Regions from separate parts of the Homo sapiens genome. Here region 2 is linked to region 1. The links are chromatin loops, found by intact Hi-C in ENCODE. Cell type or tissue: OCI-LY7. All regions are shown on one strand. Each heading gives the region's core, and the rest is flanking DNA. Links, peaks and the distances in the headings are about the cores only. Region 1 overlaps LOC400499 (putative uncharacterized protein LOC400499). Region 2 overlaps SNN (stannin).

Region 1 (11,366 bases), core at 1,420-9,419:
GGAAGAGTGAGCTGGCCGCCCGCCTGGCCCTGGCTCACCCATTCAACCTCCCTTGGCGGCAAGCCGAGGCCAGTGGCCTTGCTGAGAGCAGGGGTGGCAGGCAGAGCCGGCAGGTGAGTGAGGATGTCCCAGGCGCCCTTGGCCGGGGCTGGAGGTGGGAGCCGCGTGACTGAGCCTGTGGGGCTGGGCACCTCTGGTAGGAGAAGGAGAGTGTGTTCATCAGTGACAAAGACTTCTCCGGAATCACAGCTTCCTGAAGCCTGGGGATCTCTGGGATCCTTCATTCAATCATTCCTTTATCAATACCTCATTGAGCACCTACTGTATACCAGGCGGTGTTTGAAGATAGCTCACATTTTAATGTGGGAAACAGGTACAGGCGTCTCTGATTGATCATTTATAGTTGCTTGTTTAGTGGTAGCTTTGGGGACTGAGTGAGGCAGCTGGGCTCCCTGTCTGGCTGGGGGGCCTCGGGTGTGTCCTATCGCCTCTCTGAGACTCAGGTTTTCCCATCTATGAAAGGGAGGACAACAGGCCAGCTGTGTGCAGGCAAAAGACGCTCTCCAGAATTCAAGCCAAGGAATGAATTAAAAAATCAGAAGGTGTGATATGATAAGCACTGTAAAGTAGTAAAGAGGGGCCGGACGTGGTGGCTCATGCCTGTAATCCCAGCACTGAGGGAGGCCGAGGCCAGTGGATCACTTGAGGCCAAGAATTTGAGACCAGCCTGGCCAACATGGCGAAATCCTGTCTCTACTAAAAATATAAAAATTAGCTGGGTGTGGTGGTGTGTGCCTGCAATCCCAACTGCTTGGGAGGCTGAGGCGGGAGGATCGTTTGAGCCCTGGAGGTGGAGGTTGCAGTGAGCCAAGATCACGCCACTGCACTCCAGCCTGGTAACAGAGTGAGACAGTCTCAGAAGAAAAAAAGAAAAAAAAAAGATGTGAGACTGAGCGTGACTGGGTGGGTGGGTGGGGCAGCAACTGTAAGGTGGGTGGTCAGTGAGAGCCTCATGGGGGAGGCGGCCCCGGGATGGGAAGGAGCCGGGCTTGAGAGAAGCTGGAGGAGCAGCACTGCAGGCAACAGGAAAAGCCCGTGCAAAGGCCCTGTGGTGGGAATGAGCCGGGTGCTTTGGGGAGGGCTGGAAGGGAAATAAGATGGGAACAGAGTGACTGGGAGGGATGGGTGACAGGGAGATGAGGTCAGATGGGCAGGGACAGATCATGCTGGCCCTGGAGGCCCCAGTGAGGAGCACGGTTGCTTTCTGTCTTTGGAAATGCTGAGTCTGGGTGTTGGGGATGAGGCTTTTTTTTTTTTTCATTTAAATGCTTTCAGTCTCCAGCCTGGGAATGGCTCTGAGCTCTTCCAGAGATGGGGGTAGGCAGGGCAGTCTCTCCACCCTCCATCCTAGTTCCTCTAGGGATATCTGGGGGAGGGGCACCAGCTTCTCCATCCTCCCTAGCCTCTCATTTCCCAACAGAGATGGCTGTGGGGACACCGTTAACCTCTCCTCTCCCCTACATGTCCCCCTTTCCCCACCACTGCCCTCCCATCCCAATGCAGGTGCAGCTCACCTGGAACAGAGGACAACCTGCGACGCTGCAGCTCACCTGGGCTGACGGGTCCTTAGCACACAGCACCGCCTGGGACGGCTGCCTGGCCGCCTCCCCGGGGCAGGTATGTGGGGCCTGACCGCTGCACCGAGTGAGGGGGTCCCCCTCGCTCCAGGCTTCTCAGCTGGCCCCCCAGGTCATGTACCCTATTCTCTTCCCTATCAGCTCCAGGAAACCTGGGGCCTGAACAGCCTCCAGGCCTGCGGGGCCTTCACGCAGACCCCAGCTGTGTTCGTTGAACAGCTCAACGTGTCCTGGGGCCAGCACCGCATGCGGCAGAACTTGACCTACGAGGTGAGGTCAGGGGAGCAGCGTCTGGGCAGGGAACCCCCAGGCGGCTCCACCTGCCACAGGAGCGTCCAGCTCTGGGGCCACGTGGTCCTGGGTTCCAGTGCTTGCGGGATCCTGGGCAACTTACTTCTCTGCTGTGAGCCTTAGTGTTCTCATCTGTGAAATGGTTCCCTTCCTAACTGGGATGTGGTGAGGGCTCTGGAAGACAAGAAAAGCAAGGGGAACGGCCCGAGATGCTGGGAACAGATGGGGAAGAAGGTGGGATGCTAGGGGGCTTCTCGGGAGGGGGCGGAGGGAGATCGGGAGCTCCGGTTCCCCGAGGCATCAGGTCTGGTCTCCTCCAGCATCATTACCTGATAGGGCTCCTCATGGGGCCGAGCACTGTTCTGCAGAGCTTGGGGCAGGAACCAGGCCATGGAGAAATGGGGAGAGCTGGCCCTGGAAGCCCCTTCCTCCTCTGGACCTCCCGCCTGGGTTCCTGGGGCTCTTAGGCATGGCCCCCTAAGTGCTCACAGCAGAAATCCTGCCACGAGCGGGGCATGGCGAATCACACCTGTAATCCCAGCACTTTGGAAGGCTGAGGTGGGGGGATCACCTGATCGCCTGGCCAACATGGCGAAACCCCATCTCTACTAAAGAATTAAAAAAAAAACTGGGCGTGGTGGCATGCACCTGTAATCCTAGCTATTTGGGAGGCTGAGGTGGGAGAATCGCTTGAACCTGGGAGGTAGAGGTTGCAGTGAGTCTAGATCATGCCACTGTACTCCAGCCTGGGCTATAGAGCAAGAGTGTCTCAAAAAAAAAAAAATCCTGCCGCAGAGTGTAAGGGGGTGCTGTGGCTGATGAGAGCTCTGACGGCACATTCCTGGCACATGCTCTTGCCTAGGTGAGGGTCTCCAACTGCAGCTGGCCATGGGCATTCTCTTAGGTGATGAGCCCCTGACCCATAGGCCCTCTCATTCCAGAGGCATTGGCCATCTCAGCCAGACAAGATCATCATGGAGGCCACGCTGGAGCACGTCCTCGGGGCCTCTTGTACCCGTCAGAGCTTCTGGGGAGAAGTACAGACTGACTATGCACGCTGGCTGCGGCACTCCCTCCACCTGGGGCTCTGTGACCTGCCCAGGGTGAGTCTGCCCTGCAGAAGGGGGCAGCTGGAGGACCAGGGACCCATGGTGAGGGGGCAGCAGTGAGGGTGGTGCCCGCAGAATGCAGGGGTGTGAGCGAGGCAGCCAGACGCCACCATCGTGGCTCTGCCATTTGCCTGCTGGGTGACTGGGCAGTGCACATCTCCTCTCTGAGCCTCTGGTGTTTCATCTGAGGAAGGAGCAGCAGGTTCCAGGACGTAGAGTGATGGTGAGACTTAAGAGAGACATGATGCGGGAATGCTCAGCCTTGGTGCCGGGCACATGAGTTAGAGCTGCTGTAGTCATCATTACCCCAGAGGAGAGGTGTTAGGACTCCTTTTCCTCAACCCCTTTCCCCTCCTGGGGTTGGTAGCTGGTTGATTGGTTCTTCCATCCACCAACCCATCCATCCATTCCTTTACGCATCCTTCCATCCTCCTTCCTATCTTCCATCCATCCCCGTATATCTGCCCTCCCATGTACCCTCTCTCTCCATCCATTCATCCTCCAACCGTTCCTCCCTTGCATCCATTCATCCGTCCGTCCATCCCTCCCTCCCTCCCTCCCTCCCTCCATCCCTCCCTCCCTCCATCCCTCCCTCCCTCCATCCCAAGGACTCATACTCTTCTGTAAAGAGACAGATAGCATATATTTTAGGCTTTATGAACCATCCAGTCTCTGTTCCAACAACCAACTTTACCACTGTCTTGTGAAAGCAGCTATAGACAATATGTAAATGAATCCTTACGGCTGTATTCCAGTAAAAGTATTTACAAGCCGGGTGCGGTGGCTCACGCCTGTAATCCCACCACTTTGGGAGGCCGATGCAGGCAGATCACGAGGTCAGGAGATCGAGACCATCCTGGCTAACATGGTGAAACCTCTTCTCTACTAAAAATAGAAAAAATGAGCTGGGCACGGTGGCACGTGCCTGTAGTCCTAGCTACTCAGGAGGCTGAGGTAGGAGAATCGCTTGAACCTGGGAGGCGGAGGTTGCAGTGAGCTGAGATCGTGCCATTGTACTCCAGCCTGGCGACAGAGCATAACTCTGTCTCAAAATAAAAAGCATTTACAAGAGTGGGCAGTGAGCCAGATTCGGCCCCAAACCATAGTTTCCCACCCCTTATCTTTTCCTCTGTTCATTCAGAAAACATTTGTGTGTTTCACCTATGCCAGGCTGTGTTCTAGGTGCAGGGAGTGGATGTGAAAGACACAGCCTAGGTGCCGGCCTCCTGGGTGGCGCATTCCAGTGGGGCCAGGACGATACAACAAACTAGAGATGCATGGTCTATGGTCAGGGTGTAGTAAACGTTGTGCAGGAATGAAGCAGAGAGGGGCCAGGGTGTTGCAAAAAGGGGCCTCACTGGTGAGTGTGAGCCCTGCAGAGGGAAGGGGCCTAAGGCACAACTCTGCCTTGAGGAACACGGGGCAGCACTTACGGAGGGAGCAAGGGAAGTGAGGTTGGGACAACAAAGCAGGCCACGGGCCATGCCAGAGCCCAGCTTCTTAGGGGACGGCATCTGATTTGCGTTTCTTAGAGGTCAGCTGTGAGCTGCGACAGGTGTGGAGGCTGGGAGGTGGCAGCTGCTGCTGCATTCTCGGTGCAGGGGACTGGGGAGAGAGGAAGCTGCCACCCCTGTGCCTGCCTGACACCTAGACTCTCTCGTCCCAGGCCCTCTTGGTCGTCGGGGAGCACACCCTGGGCCAGGGTGGACTCCTGCTGCGTTCCCGCTGCCACCTGGGCCTTGCACCAGACCCAGACCACGGCCTGCATCTCAGCCTGACCCTCCAAAACCACAGCAGGCCTCGTTCAGCTGACTTCTCCGGGGCACTGGAGGTCAGTGGCCAGGATGGGGCTGACAGTCCCTGGGAAAGATATCCCGGCATCCCTGCGGTTCCTCCCTGGCCAGCAGGCCCCCAACTGCCTGGGCGGCCCCGCCATCTAGTGGCTATCTGAGGAACTGCAAACCAGCATTCTGGATGGGGCCAGAGCTTCATTCTGGGTCGGGGGAACGCCTGCTGAACCCCAGGCCTGGCCCTGGCGCCAAGACAAGGCAGCTCCTCCACAGTCCCAACACCCGGCCCTTCCTATAACAGAGAGGCAGTGGCTGGGCTGCCCAAGTTTGAATCCCAGCCTAGCTGCCTCCTGGTACCTGAGTTTCCTCCCCTGTAAAATGGGTATAATTGTACTGGCCCTATCTCCCATGGGGTTAATATTGCAAGGGTTAAATATAGTCGTAGGCATAGATCGCTTAGAGCAGTGCCTGAGAGAAAACAGCCACTACGTAAGTATTTGCTATTAGCCATTACTGGTACCATCTCCTCCCCCTCCTTACTCCCAGCAGCCCTGGGAAGTAGGAAGGGGCAGAGTTGGCCTCCAATACCTACTCTGCCCTGACCTGGCCAGGTGATCCCAGGAAGGAACCTCTCTGAGCATGTGTTTCCTCATCTGTAGGAGGGGATCAGATATTTCACAGGGTGGTTTTTGGGAGTCTGGATACCGGTTCCCGCTGCCTGCGTAGCCAAGGCACGTGACGTAGCAGGTGCTCTCTCGGCGTTTCCATCCACCTCCTCTGTCTCCCTGGCCAGGTGAACTTGGCCTCGTGACTTTCGTTTGCTGAGCCTCAGTCTTCCCCTCTGTCAAATGGGAACAAATACCATCTCCCTTGCAGAATGGTTAGGAGCAAACACATTTGTACAACATCTGCATGTAGCAGGTGCTTGTGAGAGGGGAGTTCCCTCCCTTCCCGGCATCCGAGCTGAATGAGGATGGCATTTCTGGGTTGAGAGTTCAGCAGCCGTGGCCATTTCAAAGGAGTTTCTCCTTCCAAGGTTCTTGTTCTCCGGGACTGACTGTCACTTCCCCGTTTCCAGCCAGGCCCCTGCCTGCCCCCGGCTCTGTAAGCCCCGTGCCTGATGGAACTGGAGCCCTGGGAGTGAACCCATGGCGGATGCTCGGCAAGAGGCTGGTCCTCTTGCTTCCCTATCCCCGATTTATTTGGGACAGCTATTCTCACTTGGTCCATTCTGGGGTCTGTGGAGTGGTCAGAAGGCTTTCCCAGCCTTGTTTCTTGCTCACCCCAACCCAGTGGCCCCAGGACAGATGAGGGACAGATTCAGGGAGGTCAGGCATTCACCCAGGCTACACAGAGGCAGGCATGGCCCTTGCTCTTCAGTGACACCCAGCGGGGCTGAGCTCAGATGCTGGGAGCCATCCAGGGCCAACTCCGTGTGGTCTGCAGACCGTCCCCTGCCCCCACCTGCCTGGCAAGATCACATTGTGCTTGGTTAAATTCCACAGGAGTCCTGGGCTGTAGCCCTATTACCAACTTGGATCTCCTCAGAGATCGACATGCTTCTGCATGTTTAGTAAGCACCCTGCATTCGATTCCTAGGACTACTGTATTAAATTGCCACCAACTGGAAGGCTTAATGCAACAGACAGGTATGGTGTCACAGTTCTAGAGGCCAGAAGTCCAAAAGCAAGTTGTCAGCAGGGCCACACTCCCTCTCAAAGTCCTAGGGAAGATCCTTCTGTAGCACCTCCAGCTTCTGGTGGTTGCCAGGACCCACGGCTGTGGTGGCATCACACCAGTCTCTGCCTCTGTCCCACGTGGTGGCCTTCTGCCTTCTGGGTGGCATCTTCACATGGTCTTCTCACAGGGACAGCATTCATTGGGTGTGTGGCCTACCTTCATCCACTATGGCCTCAACTTGATTACTTTTGCAAAAAACCTATTTCCGAATAACACCACGTTCACAGGTATAGAAGGTTAGGGCTTCAACCTATCTGAGGAACAAAATTCAACCCTTAACAGACATACGTGCACGCGCACACACACTCTTAAGTCCTGTTAAGTTTTGTGAACCATTGTTCTGTATCATTTTACAGATCTTGGAGCTGAGGCCCAGAGAGGGTGACACCCTTACTGAAGGGTGCACAGCTTGTTAGCTGCAGTGTCTGGACTAGAATACAGGGTAGCTGAGGCTCCCTCCCCTGCAGGGCCTCCTCCGGGCTTGTGTTCTCTTGGGGGCCTCTGAGCCTCTTTCCCACCCCATTCTAGACTCGCCTGTCCTGGTCCCTGCCGTGCCCCCAAGGCTGGGCACCTGCAGGGACTTAGGTAAGCTGCCCAGTGCCTGGGGTGTTATGCCAGGTGTGCCCGTGTCTCCTTGCTTAGACCTTTGCAGTGGTTCCCATGCAAACTCGGAAAGCCTGGGCTGTAGCAGAAACACCAGGGCACTGGGGATGTTAGAAATGCCAGGGCCCGGGGCCCCCAACACCAATTAAATCAGAGTGTCTGGGTGGGGCCTGGGCAGCAGCCATCTCTAAGCCACCCTGTGGGCGGCTGCTGCTGGGTTGGGCTCCTAGATGGGTATTTTTAAAAATTAAAAAAAGTATTTGTCATGAGACTGGCTAAGTTTTGTATTTTTGGTAGAGACAGGGTTTTTGCCATGTGGTCCAGGCTAGTCTGAAACTCCTGGGCTCAAGCGATCCACCCGTCTTGGCCTCCTGAAGTGCTGGGATTATAGGAGTGAGCCCTTGATCCTGGCCCGGAGTATTTTCAAAAGTGCTTTCTGTAATGGGGCACTGGCAGCCTTAGACAGGGATATGGCGTGGGGAACCTGGTGCCCTGGAGATCGGGCGTGGGCATTGTGCCTTCCCTTGGTTCCCTACAGGTCCAACAGCAGCCTCCCCAGCCAGCCTCTTCCTGAGCCTGGGGCGGGCAGGGGAGAGACCAGGGACAGGTGGGCCAGGCTCCACTCAGGCCTCTGCCTTCCCCCTCCCAGCTTCGTGGCTCCAAGGCTCAGCGGGTTGGCCTACTGGGCCGTGTCTCCACCTCGACTTCTCAAAGCCTGGTCCGGTTGGAGGGAAGCGTGGACAACAGAGAGGAGAAAGTGAGGCTGTCTGTGTTCCGGGCCCCAAGCTGTCTGCAGGCCTCTGTGGCCCATGAGGAGGGTGAGTGGCAGCTGGGTCCCAGCTCAGCTAGCTGGGCCACGGCCCCTGTTGGCTCAAGAAAGGACGGGGGTCTGGGCGTTAAGATTTCAGAAGTCGGGGCTGGGTGCAGGGGCTCATACCTGTAATCCTAGCACTTTGGGAGGCCGAGATGGGTGAATTGCTTGAGCTCAGGAGTTCAGGACCAGCCTGGGCAACATAGTGAGACCCCGTCTCTACTTAAAAAAAAGGGGGGGGGGTGGCCAGGCGTGGTGGCTCACACCTGTAATCCCAGCACTTTGGGAGGCCGAGGTGGGTGGATCACAAGGTCAGGAGATCGAGACCATCCTGGCTAACACGGTGAAACCCCATCTCTACTAAAAATAGAAAAAAGTAGCCGGGCACAGTAGCGGGTGCCTGTAGTTCCCAGCTACTCAGGAGGCTGAGGCAGGAGAATGGCGTGAACCCGGGAAGCGGAGCTTGCAGTGAGCCGAGATCGTGTCACCACACACCAGCCTAGGCGACAGAGCGAGACTCTGTCTCAAAAAGTAAAACAAAAACAAAAACGAAAAAACCTGGTGGGGTAGGGGGTGATGTGTTCCTGTGGTCTCAGCTGCTGGGAGTGAGCTGTGATCCAGCCACTGTACTCCTGCCTTGGTGTCTCAAAAAAAAACCTCAGGAAACCCCCTGAAGCCTTATGGCATCCCTAACTGACTGCCGTGTCGGGGGAGGGGACAGAAGAGGGGGCTTCAGGTGGCTCAGGTGGTTGCTCTAGGTGGTGCAGCTCAAGGTTCTCAAATCCTAGGGCCTTGAGGCTTGGCCTGGGGCAGTGGGGAGCTACGGAAAGCGGTGGAGGGGGAGTGGGCAGCCAGAGACATGGTGGGGGCACCAGCAGGTCCCTTTCTGGCTCCAGGGGGCAGAGAGGAGAGTGTGGTGCTGCGGGCATGTGCCCATGGGCGGACAGCCGAGGCGGAGGTCCTGTTCCGGGATGGCAGGCAGCCCTCCCAGCCGCTGGGACGCCTGACCCTGCAGGCTGCCAACCAGAGTCTCCTGCTGGCCGCGCGCGGCTGCCAGGGGGGCCTGCTGGGCCATGTGGAGGTGAGAGGGCCTGGGCTGGGACACAGGGAAGGGGTTACCGTTCTCCCACTGGGCAGAGGCCCCCGTGCCAGGAGCCCCGAGCCCTTGGGGTCCAGCTGTGCCCAGAAACCAGGGCAGACAACCCCATTGTGAGGCCCACACCTGCTGCTGGCACCGAGAACCTTGTGTCTACTTCATTCCTGCGAGGCCCCAGCCTCTTCCTCTGTCCTCACAGTCCAGGATTGCAGCAGTTGGCTCCCAGGTGCAAGCCCGGCTGGAAGAGAAGGTTCAAGGCTTGGGTGCCTCTGTGAGAAGGTTCCAGCAATTGGTGGGTATCACAGCAGGGGAGGGTGGGGGCTCAGGTTGGAGAGGTCCCCCTCTGACCTGGCTTGTAGCCCCCACTCACCAGGCAGGAGGGTCTGGGGCTCTCTCTGCCCTGGACCTCACCCTGATTCTGCCTCGGTTTCCCTGTCCAGGTGCAGCCGGCAGGCACCCTGGACGGCGTGGCAGGCCTCCTTCTGCAGCTGTCCCAGGCGGGGCGGGAGGCCATGCAGGCGAGTGGTTGGGCAGTAGCCACTTTGTGGGCCCGGAGCCAGGCACTGACCCAGCACCTGCCTCTTTACCTGGAGTGGCTGCAGGTGGGGCTGGAGCAGCTGCGGGAGGAGCTGGAATGTAAGTGTGGGAGGGGGAGGGCTCAATCCTGTGCGGAAATCAATGTCCCCCCTCTCCACCGGGGCCCTAAGCGCTCACATTGGCCTGTGGCACTGTTTCAATCAGAAATGTGGCCTCGCTTCCCATGGGCCTGTAGCCCAGCTGTGTTTAGCCCCCTGCCTTATTTGTTATAGATCTACAGCCTTTGTTTTTTCTGGGTCTGCTGTGTCATTTTTACAGAGTCTCCAAGCTCATCTCCCTTATGCCTGCTGCCTAGGTTTTTTCAGTCTCCCGCCTGCTTTCTTTTGAGTATACAGCCTTGTTTCTGTGAAGCTCACTGCCACAGCATCTCTTTCTGGTTCCACGATGAGCTCAATGTGGCCAGGTGGTCATTAAAGGCTCACACCTGCTGCCCCAACCAGCCTCGTGGCAGGACTGGGAACCTCTGGCCTCTCCGCCATCCAGGGCTAATGCCCAGCACAGCACAGAGCCCCCAAGGCCCTGCCCAGCGCCAGGGTGGGCATCCCTCTGACTGGCTGTTGAATGTTACCTCCCGATCCTCCCTGCTGTGCCAGAGTGTTCCTGTGACCACCCCCAGGGCAGTGAATCAGGAGGAATGCGCCAGGACTCCGCCCAGCGCTATTCACAGCTGTGATTTATTATAGTGAGGGGATGCAGGAGTGTCAGCACAGGGAAGGGGGCTGGGGCGGAGTCTAGGGAGAACCAGGGCCAGTGCCCAGGGTACTCTCCCAGTCCCAGCGCTTTCACACAGGATGCATTTAGCTGTCCCAGCTGTCACCAGAGCAGCTCCTGGGAGACTCAGCACCCAGGGTTTTTATTGGGGGCTGCCACACTGGCAGGTGCTGCTTGGCACGGACCACACTGTCAGACTCCTAGGAAGCAAGCAGGGGTCCGGCATAAACCACGTTTGTACAAACAGTTCAGATGCAGGGAGCCTCATATCAATTCTAGGACTGGTGGGAACCCTCCCCCAATCCAAGTTCCCAGACAACCTTATAAGCAGGCCTTGCAGAGACGGCTCAGGCCTGCTGTGACAACTCCCCTGCAATCTCCAGTGCCACTGCTCTGTTCCAGTTCCCCCAGCTCCCCACATCTTAATCCCAGGAACAGGCCCTATCTCCTCGAGGCCTGGCGTGTCTGGGCAGGGCTGGTTCTCTGACCTGCCCTGAGGTCTCATGGTGGGTGGTGGCTGCCTGTTGCAGGGCCCCTGGCCACACTGAAGGATGCCTACCTGGAGGTGACACTGCGGCCCCTGGAGGAGGTGTGGCGGGAGCGAGCAGAGGAGGCCATGCGGCGGCTGCAGGCCTGGGTGCCCGGGATGCCAGGCAAAGGGGGTCCAAGGCCCATCAGGGCGGCCCTGGGGGCCATGAAAGGAGCCCTGGAGCTGGTGAGTGAGCAAGGATGGGGCGTAGTTGGCAGGTGAGGATGACTGAGCCAGCTCTCACTGTCCCCTCCCTCTCCAGGCCGCCCAACAGATGCTGTCTTGGGCTGAGGCCACGTTCTCACGGGCACTGAAGAGGCTCTGCAAACCACTGCTGGACCTGTACAGCCTGTCGGCCAGGTAACTCGGGGTTTGAGAGTAGCGCATCCTGCGTGCCTGCCACATACCAGGTGCAGTGCTGAATGCTTTGACACCTTCCGACACACTGACTC
Region 2 (11,366 bases), core at 1,665-9,664, 280 kb before region 1:
ATCACACCACTGCACTCCAACCTGGGTGACAGAGCGAGGCTCTGCCTCAAAAAAAAAAAAAAAAAAAAAGTGTCCTTAGGGACATAAAAGGGTTGTAGTGTCAGGATGTTATGTGTGGTATGGATCTTTTAAAGGTTGTTTTTCCCAGTCTATCTCTTACCCGAGCTTGAATGTGGCCGTGAGAATTCTTAGCTTTCATGGCCTGTATGAACATATGGAGGACGCAGAGACTGACAGGATTCTTCTGTTGCCCTGGCTGGAGTGCAGTGGTGCAATGTTTGTGTGGGGCAAAACAGCAGAGAATCTGTGGAGCCCTGCCTGCCCCAAGCCTTCCACTTGCTTGTCTCTCAGTTGGCCTCCCAGCAGCTCCTCATCCCTCTCGTACAGAGGACAGGGTGGCTTTCTTACCCATGGCACGTCCTTTTCTCGGATTCCAGGAGGCCTACAAAGGGGTTTTCTCCCATGCGTGCAGACTGCTGTGAACGTCCGCCATGGGATGGTCGCTTGATTTTTTCACACTTGCCTAATCAGTATTCCAGGTGCAGTTCTTAACGGCAACTACCCCGGAAGCCCCTGCAAGCAGGACATTAACAAGGGGGAGCGGACTTCCAGTTAGTAAACGTAGATGCAGATGTTTTAGTGGAAAAAGAAATTAACTCTTGGTCCTTTAGAGCCTAATACACTGGATGTTTGCTCCCTTTTTATAGATTCCCTTTGGTTTTTAGAAAGTTGAGTCCTTTTGGGGACCCACTCACATGACTTTGACAGTATCTTCTCTCCAGGGGAAAGTGTCTGCAGCATCATTTAGGGAGTTCCCTGGCTCGCATGTATGACGTTTGCTGTTTTAATTTCCTGCCTCCCTTTTGCGATTCAGCTTGTCATGTTTCTCTAGGAGAGTGTTTCCTTCATATCTATTGAATCATTCCCTTGGTTTTTGCTTTGTATCTCAAAGAATTTTTGCGGGAGTACTTCTGTGGTAGTAGGGTCTTGTCACATCATGCACTAAAAACAGAATGTGACTCACCCTTTTCTACTGCTGACTGAGTTGTGATGAGGCTTTTTCTTTCTAAGAAGTGTTTAAATTACCACATAGTCCAGGAATCACGGACAGTAACACTAACACTTTCATCTGTGTGGGCCAGGAGTTGGGCATGTAGTTTAATGACGTATAATTTTTGAATTCCAAGCATAGTTTGAAAAAATATGAAAATCTTAGCACCCAGCACATGCCTTTTAATGAAGAAGTTCTCAGCAGCTGGCAGAAATGCATCTGTGTAGAGAGACACAGGCGGAACAGGTGGCAGGGTGGGGCGTCATCTGGAGGCCTGCGTCTGGGCTGAGTGACCTTCGTTCTTAGGCTGCCTGGTGTGGGAAACGTGAAGATGTGCGCATTTCTCCGGCCCCATGCTGGGCACTTGCTGCAGGCCCTTACCCTTGTCGTTTCTAAATATCGAACATAAGAAGACTGTCCACTTCTCTTTTAATGTAAGGATGTTGGTAAACCAAAGCTTTATGGCTTTGGAATGGAATTTTTCTCATTTCCTAAAAATAAATGGTAGAAGTAAAGTATGCTCATCATGAGCTGGTCCCAAGCGAGTGTTTGGTTTAGCCAGAAGGTAAATGGGCAAGCAGCGTGAGCTGACAGCTTGCAAAAGAGGAAATGAAAAAGGCTGTTGGATAACATGTAGTAAGACCTTTTTCATTGTCCACCTGCTTATGCTATTTTTAGTGAAAAGAATATGAAATTGTATATTTACTGTGATAAAATATAAACTTGTGCATGTGCTAGGTGGAGATGTTCACAGAGGGGAAAATGTTGAGGTGTTAACATTGATGACTTCAGAGGAGTGAGATTGCAAGTGATTTGAAGGTGCTGCTTGTATGTTTTTACATCCCTTGCAAATTGTCTACAAAGAGCATGTCTTGATTTATAAAAATCATGAAGGAAAAAAATGCAAGAGCCTGTCCTTGGGAGGAAGAGGAAGGGGTGGGGCCTTGAGGGAGACATAGCCTTCCTGTGCAGAGGCATCTTGGAGCCACTTGCTCCACCGAGCAGGTGCTCCTCCAGCCAGCACTTGCGTCAGACTCTGTGTGACATTGCAAAATATAGGTGCTCTGGCCTGGCCCTGGGCCAGGGTGATGAGGGGGAGATGGGTGCTCCTGTCCACCAAGAGACTCTGATGTGTCCCAGGGGAAGAATCACAGTTTTTTAGAGGTGTGCCCTGCCACTCCCTCAGGGTTAGAGGAGAGTTGCATAGACATGGGGACCTCTTCCCACCATAGTTTCACATGACTGCTTTCCTGGAAGTAGACTGTTGACATTCTCTGTCCCTGCTACTTTCACAAAGTGTGGCAGTATTTTAGTGTGCCCATTAGGGACATTGATGGAGAGTGCACCAAGACCTCTTAGTTAGCAGATAGCATGCTCACGGATGTCACTGTCCTGTAAATGTCTGGAGGTAGACATCCTGAGGGATCTTGGCAGCTTTTTCTGGGAAGTAATTCACGTTTACTCTGCCTTACAAGACCAGGCTTGTGCCGCAGAACGTGGGGGCAGGTCCAGCGTCTGGTATTCTTCCATGGGCCCACTTGACAGGGCCACGATGTGTTTTCAGTTGTTGTGGGGTTTTTTGGTTTTCTGTTTTTGAGACAAGGTCTGACTCTGTTGCCCAGGCTGGAGTGCAGTGGTGCAATTACGGCTCACTGCAGTCTTGAACTCCTGGACTCAAGTGATCCTCCCACCTCAGGCTCCTAAGTAGCTGGATCTACAGGTGTGTGCCACCTTGCCTGGCTAATTTTTTTATCTTACTTTTTATACAGATGAGGCCTTACTATATTGTCCAGGCTGGTCTCAAACTCCTGGCCTCAAGCGATCCTCCCACCTCAGCCTCCCAAAGCACTGGGATTACAGGCACACAGCACCACACCCAGCTTTGTCATTTGAATGGCTGGGCCCCACTTGAAGAAAGCTTATATGTTAAGAAAACTAAGCTTTAAAGGAGGGGATGGTTGAATGTTTACCCCAAAATTATAAAACAATTTACGGCCGGGTCCAGTGGCCCTGGGCAGCCAGGCTCTGGAGTCCCTGCTGTTGACTTCCATTCTGTTAACACCTGAGGGAGACAAACTCGGCTGCCGGCCCACCTCATACCTAAGTGCATAAAGCTGGTAGTTTTGATCAATTGCAGCCAGGCTGTACAGGCACAGGTAAATAGATATGTGAGAGAAACATCATCAGACGATTAAATGACAAGTTCTGAAGAGGAATTTTCTAGATCTCTAGATCAGGACCTGGAACAAAGCTGTAGGGAAAACCCCTTTCTATGTCACCTTCCTTCCTTATTCTGTGCTCTCAGGGCTGGGCAGCCTGAATTCATAGTCCTTTGGTTGGGCTGTTTGCCAGTTATCAGGTTGCCAGGTGTGAGCCAGATGTACCTGGGGAATGGGGGTACAGTCACCCCCAGTTGAGAACCCCTGCCTTAGAGAATGTGTAATAAATGCTTGCTGAAGAAACAGACTGGGTATCTTTCAAGTTCTTCCTTTTTCTCCGGGCACTGTCAGTGGGCACAAGAGGGACATAGGTGGGACACTCCTGCCTCCCCTGGACGCTCTTCCTGACACAGCCGCTGGGCATCTCCGAGCACACAGAGGCCCCATGCCTACACACTCCTGGGGCCCTGCATCACTGGCTTTAGGCCTGGGCCTAGGAGCTCTTGTCTTTCTTGGAGGGTGTGGGTGAAGCTGAGCTCTGGCTTCAGGAACAGATAAGCCATCTTAATTACAGAACGAGCATATGGGACAGCCTCAGCTTTGTAGAGAATTTCTTGCCCAGGCAACATTTTCCTTACTTTCAGTAAGTAAAATCCACGGAACGTCTTTTCTTGGTGAGAAGTAGATGGCCTGGCCTCAGGTACAGCCTGCTTTTGGACTCATTGTGTTGGTGTGACTCCTGTCTTTGCTTCCTTTCCCTCTCTCTCCAGAAAGGACCTAAGTGTGAAATACCCCGAAGACGTCCCCATCACCCTTCCAAACCTGTTGAGGTTCATTTTGCATCACTCAGACCCTGCTTCCAGCCCCCAGAATGTGGCTAACTCTCCTACCAAGGAGTGTCTTCAGAGCGAGGCAGTCTTACAGCGGGGGCACATCTCCCACTTGGAGAGAGAGATCCAGAAACTGAGAGCAGAAATAAGCAGCCTCCAGCGAGCACAAGTGCAGGTGGAGTCCCAGCTCTCCAGTGCCCGCAGAGATGAGCACCGGCTGCGGCAGCAGCAGCGGGCCCTGGAAGAGCAGCACAGCCTGCTCCACGCACACAGTGAGCAGCTGCAGGCCCTCTATGAGCAGAAGACACGTGAGCTGCAGGAGCTGGCCCGCAAGCTGCAGGAGCTGGCCGATGCCTCAGAAAACCTCCTTACCGAGAACACGTGGCTCAAGATCCTGGTGGCGACCATGGAGAGGAAACTGGAGGGCAGGGATGGAGCTGAAAGCCTGGCGGCCCAGAGAGAGGTCCACCCCAAGCAGCCTGAGCCCTCAGCCACCCCCCAGCTCCCTGGCAGCTCCCCTCCACCTGCCAATGTCAGCGCCACACTGGTGTCTGAAAGGAATAAGGAGAACAGGACAGACTAACTTTTTAAATGATATGAAGAAATCAGAGGTGAAAATTGTACATTGGGAATATATTTATGCAAATTTTATTGAAATTTATTGTAAATAAAGATTTTCTCAGTGGTCTAGAAAATCAGCTTGAATGTCATTCAGCATTTATTGAAGAAGGATGACATCCCTTCCACTTATTGCACAAACTTGGTAGCTTTGAGACAAATACAGTAGCACAGTCCGTTTGAAGATTTGTCCAAAAAATTAGTCCATATTTTAGTGGCTCAGTGTCAAGAGTTCCCTCCCTGTGCCCCCACTGTTGCTTCTGCAGTGATACGAAGGATGAATGCTTAATTTCTTATTAGTCAGAAAACTTGAATGCAACAGTTGGGCATTCAAAAATAATCCAGAGAGGTCATAACCTACTTAGCCATTTGAGTGTGGCTCTGGTGTCTGCTAAAAAAAGTAGCTATTGAAAAAACAGTGAGAGCTATGATGTGGTTCACTCATTCTAGAAGCATTTTCATTTTCCTCCCGAAAACCCCCCCAGTGCCTCACCGAGCCCCGGACCTTCACCCAACACGGCTGCCACGCTCAAATGGGCCTGATTCAAACTCCCAGGTACGTCCCTGGCACCAGGGAGTAGGATAAGAAAACCTCCAGAAGTGAAACTGATGAGGAAGTGACATTTAATCACTTCAAAACCGAAACTTCACTGGCAAGGTCAAAACCCCAGGCCAAGGCTGACAATCGAGCGCTGGTCAGTTCCAGGGGTCAGGCTCGGAACCTGAAAATGCAGATCCTAGCTGTTGCTGCGTCCCTCAGGTGTGGAGGAAGGAAAAACAGCCTAGGTGTATGTGCTGGCTGTGGTGAGAGTCGAGGTAGAAAGCCTGGAAGTTCTGAAACGTGAGGGGATGGATCACACGCCCCAGCCTTTTCTCACTCACCAAAGCAAACTTTTACCCCCTTCTTCCAGTCGGCACCTTTGGAACTTGTTCTCCCTCCTAGGCCTGGTTTCAGTGGCCCCCACCACGTGTCCTGCCCACCCAGCCTGCAGGGCTTCTGCTGACATCACGCCTACCCCACCACCACCTCTTCTGAACTTGCCACACCATCAGTAGCCAGAGGTGTTGCCTCTCCTGCTTCCTAAGGTCTCCCAAGAGCCCAGCTGAGGTGTTTCATTACCACCTTCTGCTCAGGTGGCCCAGCCGGCTGTCCCTCTTCCACCCCAAGCTCCTACTTAATGTTTAAACCCCCAATTTAGGTGTATGCTGCTTAAACGAACAGCTCCCTACTTCTCCCGCCTCGGGGTTCCAGAACGTGGATTCATTCAACATGGTTTTTAGAAGAGGCTTGGGTGAGGCCAGAGGAGGTGCCTTTAGTCTGAGCAGGAGGCCAGAGCTCTGAGCTCAGCCATGAAGGGCCAGTGCTCTGTGGTTAAGCCGGGGCTGACCTTCCATCTATTACAGGGATGGGCAGGCACGAGTCACATTTGAATCATAAATAAAATTAGTATGTGCTTGTGGTGGGATTAAAAATCAAAGTGAGCTCACTGAAATGTACATAGGGGAGGCCTTGGAGACAGGCTGTGGAGACACTAGCTCACCAGAGAGCCACCAGCTCACCACCTGTGGGAGAGTCAAGTCCTGAACTTCAAGTTCACCTCTGCCCTGCCCCGGCTCCCTGCCGCAAGCACAGGCTGGCAGGAAGCAGTCTGGTGGCTCTTAGGGGAATGTGCACGTGAGAAATGTTCCCTGGGTCCTAAGTGCCTTTAGAGCTGGGTCAGGGGACTGGAGACCCGCTGAGGAAAGTGAAGTCAGAACCCCATAGGCGGACGGTCATCAGAGAGGAAAGGAAGCCAAGTGATGTGAAGAGGGAAGAGGAAAAGAAGAAAAAAGACAGAACCTCAACAGTCCCCTCCCCTCCAGTGCAGAAAATAGGAAACACCAACACAAAACATACAACCTTTTCTCTTTCCTGGGCCAAGTGGGTTTCAGACCAAAAGTAGCCACCACAGGCTCTATGAGGACCAAAGCAATTTCAGCGAAGCCTTCACTCGGGGTGGAGGGTTGGTGGGGGGCTTGGCGTGCTGAAGACCCAAGCGGCAAGAAACTGCTCTGCTACAAGGACGCTGGCAGCCTCCAGGACGCGTGCCCTGACTCGCCCTTCACTGGCTCCCAGGCAGGTCCGGTAGCTTCCCTGCAGTAACTCCACTCTCAACAGAACTGCTATTTAACAAGTGAGTCTATGCAGAAAGAACGGAGGGGTGCGGGGGGTGTGGTTTTTCTTCCACCCATGACTAATGAAGCAGAGATCACCCAAGCACCCCAACTGGTCAGCCTCAAGACCCCAAATTGGCATCTCACTTCCTTGACATACACGCAGATGGACACACATGAGAGACCCCTGCCGAGTGTGGCGTGGGCCTTTACAAGCCTATGACCCTCCAGGGTCTTGACTCAGCTTGTCATTAGTACAGCCAGAATACCAGTCCCGTGTGCGCTAGATGATATTTTTAAAAATCAGCAAAAGGGCTTAAGCACGTGCTTCCAGGGGCCTATTTACAGTTCACAGGTTTGTTAGTTCACGCATTACAGTAGTAGCTCCATCAAAAACAGGCTCAGCTAGACATTCAAGTAACAAAAGCGCTACAGGGCCATGAGCCCCAGCAAGGTCAGGCCTGCCCAGTGCCTGCAATGGGCAGCCTCACCTGGAGGCCGAGGGGAAGCCCAGGACAGCCAGGTCCCCGGGCATCAGTGCATGCGATGACGAAGCCCGCAGAGGCCATGCCAGCAAGTGTCAGCCCTTCCTCTCAGACAGCAGCGCATCCGTATGGTTTTGCCCCTCCCAGCGCCTCTTGGCCGGCTGCAAACAGGACCAGGAGCCTTGCATCCTGGCTCAGCCGTGGACTTCCGGGCCGTTGGGAGTCATCAGCTTGGCCTTTCTCTCCACGCACGGTCCCTTGGCCGAATACTGCACCAGCAGGAAGGGTTCCTTGGTCTCCCCATCCCCCACGATGCTCTCCTCGTCCTCTGACTGGCTGATGCGCTGCAGCCGCAGGTAGCACCAGCAGCCCAGGATCAAGGCCCCCAGGGCCGCGATGGCAATGAGGATGACGATGACTGTGACCACGCCCGTGGTGGGGCTGTGGTCCATAATAGACATGGTCAGTGCTGGGGGCTTCCTCGGCTGGCAGCACTTTGGGGGTGGCCACTCAGTGAGGCTGGAACTCAGGCTGGACACGGGAGTCCTGAAAGACAAAGCAGGTTGACGAGCTGCGGTTAGCACTTCCACGGGGTCTATTTTTAATCGTTCTCAGACCTGCCCATCCCACCCTCACCCTGACAAAAAGCATGCTGGCCGGCGTTCGAAGGCGTCTGCTCACCCACGCTCACCCAGCTCCTGTTCATGACCTTTGAAACCCCGAGTGCTGCTGTACCAGGCAGGTGAGTCACCCTCGCTGGCGGCAGAGCCGGGAACACTGCGACAGCGACAGCTGCAGCAAAGGATGCCAGAGGGCCAGACATGGTTCTGGTTCTTCAGCTGAAGGTGTGCCTTCGGGAAGCCCAGCCCCAACTCAGTGTTCATGACCACTCAGGGACTGAGGGCAACTGGGGCCTCCTAATGGCCAGAGATGGGGGTTTGAAAGCAGATAAATGGCCAGGTGCAGTGACTCATGCCTGTAATTCCAGCACTTTGGAAGGCTGAGGCCGGCAGATCACTTGAGCCCAGGAGTTTGAGACCAGCCTGGCCAACATAGTGAAACCTCGTATCTACTAAAATACAATAATTAGCTGGGCATGGTGGCACATGCGTGTAATCCCAGTTACTTGGGAGGCTAAGGCATGAGAATTGCTTGAAGCTGGGGGGCAGAGGTTGCAGTGAGCCGAGATCTCACCACTGCGCTCTAGCCCTCCAGCCTGGGCGACAGGAGCAAGAGTCTCTTCAAAAAAAAAAAAAAAAAAAGAAAAAAAAAAGAAAAAGAAATGACAATGACATCAGTCCCTCTCCCAAACAGACATCATATACAGAACAGGCAGGTCCTTTGGGGACACCTGTGAGAGGGTGTACTGGACAACAGCCTTTGTCACCAGGCACTGCATCGGGCCTGGGAAGACCCCTGGAACGCGGCACACCATCTGAGAAGGAAGCTGGGCGGTAGAGTCCCTTGTGTGGTTTGGACGGAGGCCAACCAAGGAAGCAACAGGGTAGAGTGTCCCGGGAGATGGAGACAGGCACTTGGGAAAGCTTCGGGGAGGCAGGGAGGGTGAGACAGAGGCTCCCTCCCTGATGGTGCTTAGCATCTAATGCAGGCGCCAGACTGTAACTGGTTAGTACCCCAAATGCCGGTCACTCACAATACAGGGTGCCATTGTCAGGAACACAGCAACCAGGTGCCAAGATGCTAACCTGGGTGGGCAGGTGGGAGGCAGGGAGGCGGTGCTGATGGGGAATAGTGTTCCTGGCAGGGGGCACGGTGAGGGCTAAGGCTCTGAAGGCAGAGAGGGTCCCCCTGGCAAGTGCCAGGAGTCGGGGCACCAGCTGATTTGGGTGGGAGCGGGGATGAGGCCCCTCCCAGGCCAGGCCAAGCCTGTGCTCCACATGTTGAAAGAATGACGCCAGAAGTTGGAGGGCTGGGACCACCACCTCCACCTGGCCGAGCCACGGAGTTCACCCATGGGTGGGCCTGCCAAGTGGCGGAGGACAGTGTGGCTATGGAATGCACATAAGGTCTAAGAGTCCCCAGCTCCAGGCACCCTGTCAACCCTCTAGGTGACACCCAAGGCACAGCCAGTGAGAGCATGCTGAGGCCAGGGCTTTGCCTCTGCTGCCCCGCAGTGCTGAGGCTGGCAGGTTCTCTGGAGTCCCAAGACCCTGCACTTTCTTCCCTCTCCTGCCTCGCTCGCCACAAACAGAGCAAACGCTGGCTGCACCCGGGGTCAGTGAGGATGAGGACAGGCCCGAGACGCGTTCTACACAGGACTGGGCGTGCGGTCGGCACTCAGAACGACACGTCTGGCTTTTTGTTCCCTTTGGATAAGACTGACATCAGCACAGGCAGACAGCACTGGAAGGAGGTTTTCCCTCCAAATAGGGTCGAACCTGCTGCGTCCTTGAGGAACAGCACCCTTAAGGAGAAATGATTCTTACCCAACCAGGAGTTTCCCCAGAAGCCAGGTTTGCCTGAAGGACAAAGGCAGCTAAGTCAACGCCCCCAGCGTCTGTCCAGGGACCAGGCCCGGGGAAACCGGCAGCTTCTGCAGAGGGCCCTGGGCAGAGGAGGTGCCCTCCCTCCATTCCACTGCCTTCCCCCTGACTCCAGGAGACAGGCTGCCGCAGGCGCTAAGGATCTCCCTGCCCACCCTCAGGGGCCACTGCAGCCAGGACGCCTTCCAAGTCCTCACAATGACCTGCAGGACCGAACACTACACATCCCCAATATGCCCTGCTCGCCAGCCACGCTGACCCCCGCAACGAACCCTCCTACCAGGCCCTGGCCCAGGCAGTTGCCCCTGCCCAGAACGTTCTGGCGGCTTACCCTTGTTCAGTGGTTCTCAACTGGGGGCCACTGTGTCCCCACCCTGGGGACATCTGGCCATGTCTGGAGCCACTTCTGGTTGTCACAACTGGGGGCAGGTGGCACTCCTGGCATCAAGTAGGGAGACCATGGATATTGCTGGCACCTATCGTGCACAGGGCAGCCCCCACCACGCAGATGGCCCGGCTGGAGAAAGACACCCTGACCCGGTTAATACCAGCTCTGGCAGGGAAGCTTTCCCAACCCGGCCGGGCTCCTTCCCTCCGGAGCAGTGGCCTTGGCATGCAACCCTGGCTTCTGGAGCATGGCCACCTGATTAGCGCCCACCTCTCCCTCCAGCGGGCCATGAGCTCCACGGTGGCCCTGCTCTGTCCCCTGCATGTACAGACCACCCTGGCCTCTCCCCTGCCACCATCCGGTTCCACAACCCCACTTAGCTGTTCTCTCACGCCTCCAGACTGGACAGGGGACCCCTCTGACCCCACAGACAGCCTTCCCACCATGGCTGGGTGAGCCTGTCTACACTCGTCCCAACCTCTGTGTTCTCTCCCTGCAAGAAGAACACCAACCTGCCCTGTGCCTCCCACCTCCCACCTCCCTCTCCCCTGCACCTCTGGTTCCCAGGGCCTGCTGGGGTGCCTGCCCTCCCCTGGGGTTTCTGGACAGGAAGACAAGTCAGTATCAATTCGGAAGGGGAAGTGTGTGTGTTTGGGGGTGGGGGTGGTTCAGGGACAGGAAGTAGAAAATCAAACAATGGCACCAGGACCTGGGATAGGCGGGGCAAAGCCAGGTGGGCAGGCCAGGAGGCACCTGAGTTCAAGGGCCCCAGTTCAACCACTGGCCCCAGGACTAATGAGGAAACTGAGGCACAGGCGGCCCCAGCTCAAAGGGATTCTCTAAGAGGAGTGGTGACCCCAAAACCCCGTCTGCTGCCCTGAACCCAGGCCAGGAGGCATGGGCAGAGCCAGATGTGGGGTTCTGCCCCGCCGCGAGCACAGAGCCCAGTGACTGAGCCACAGTCACGCCTGGCCTGTGGTCCGGCCCTCCCGAGTGCGTATCTGTTCCTTCATTCACTCAGCAAATGTTTCCTGAGAAACGATCTTTGCAAAAATGTGATGGCGTTCTCCCCACTCAGAATCCTCCCCAGCACCAAAGAGAATCCAAGCTCCCTGCCTCCCCAGGCGTCCCCACACCCTCCGCTGCGAGCCCACGCTCCCACCTCTGCCCTGACCGC

Evidence for each region. A loop is a pair of places that touch in the nucleus more often than their neighbours do. Peaks named below come from ENCODE experiments on the same cell type or tissue, not always from the same donor. Only the 100,000 strongest peaks of a DNase experiment are listed, where the experiment ranks them.
Region 2: it touches region 1 in a loop (11-fold over the local background); 6 of 110 quality-filtered maps call a loop at or near these places.

The regions. Positions count from the first base shown.
Region 1 is chr16:11,390,013-11,401,378 of GRCh38, reverse strand. It overlaps LOC400499 (putative uncharacterized protein LOC400499), which reads left to right. Exons shown (of 67, transcript NM_001370704.1): 50 at 1-113; 51 at 1,564-1,677; 52 at 1,779-1,907; 53 at 2,870-3,031; 54 at 4,704-4,868; 55 at 7,820-7,988; 56 at 8,878-9,062; 57 at 9,277-9,369; 58 at 9,518-9,713; 59 at 10,916-11,100; 60 at 11,177-11,274. It also overlaps a transcript of LOC105371082 not described here. Among named protein-coding and RNA genes, the nearest start is that of RMI2, 50 kb to the right of the region's middle. RefSeq lists an enhancer at 10,758-11,366. In OCI-LY7, for the core only: CTCF peaks have their summits at 4,979 (motif pointing left) and 6,194; a DNase peak (open chromatin) is centred at 4,978.
Region 2 is chr16:11,672,452-11,683,817 of GRCh38, reverse strand. It overlaps SNN (stannin), which reads right to left. Exons shown (of 2, transcript NM_003498.6): 2 at 4,666-7,843. The coding sequence starts at 7,758. The coding sequence ends at 7,492. It overlaps TXNDC11 (thioredoxin domain containing 11), which reads left to right. Exons shown (of 12, transcript NM_015914.7): 12 at 3,981-4,735. The coding sequence ends at 4,623. Among named protein-coding and RNA genes, the nearest start is that of SNN, 9.7 kb to the right of the region's middle. RefSeq lists enhancers at 2,243-2,599, 10,320-11,139 and a silencer at 10,712-10,781. In OCI-LY7, for the core only: CTCF peaks have their summits at 3,074 and 9,428; DNase peaks (open chromatin) are centred at 2,057, 5,218, 6,247 and 9,390; H3K4me3 peaks cover 4,779 bases; H3K27ac peaks cover 5,827 bases.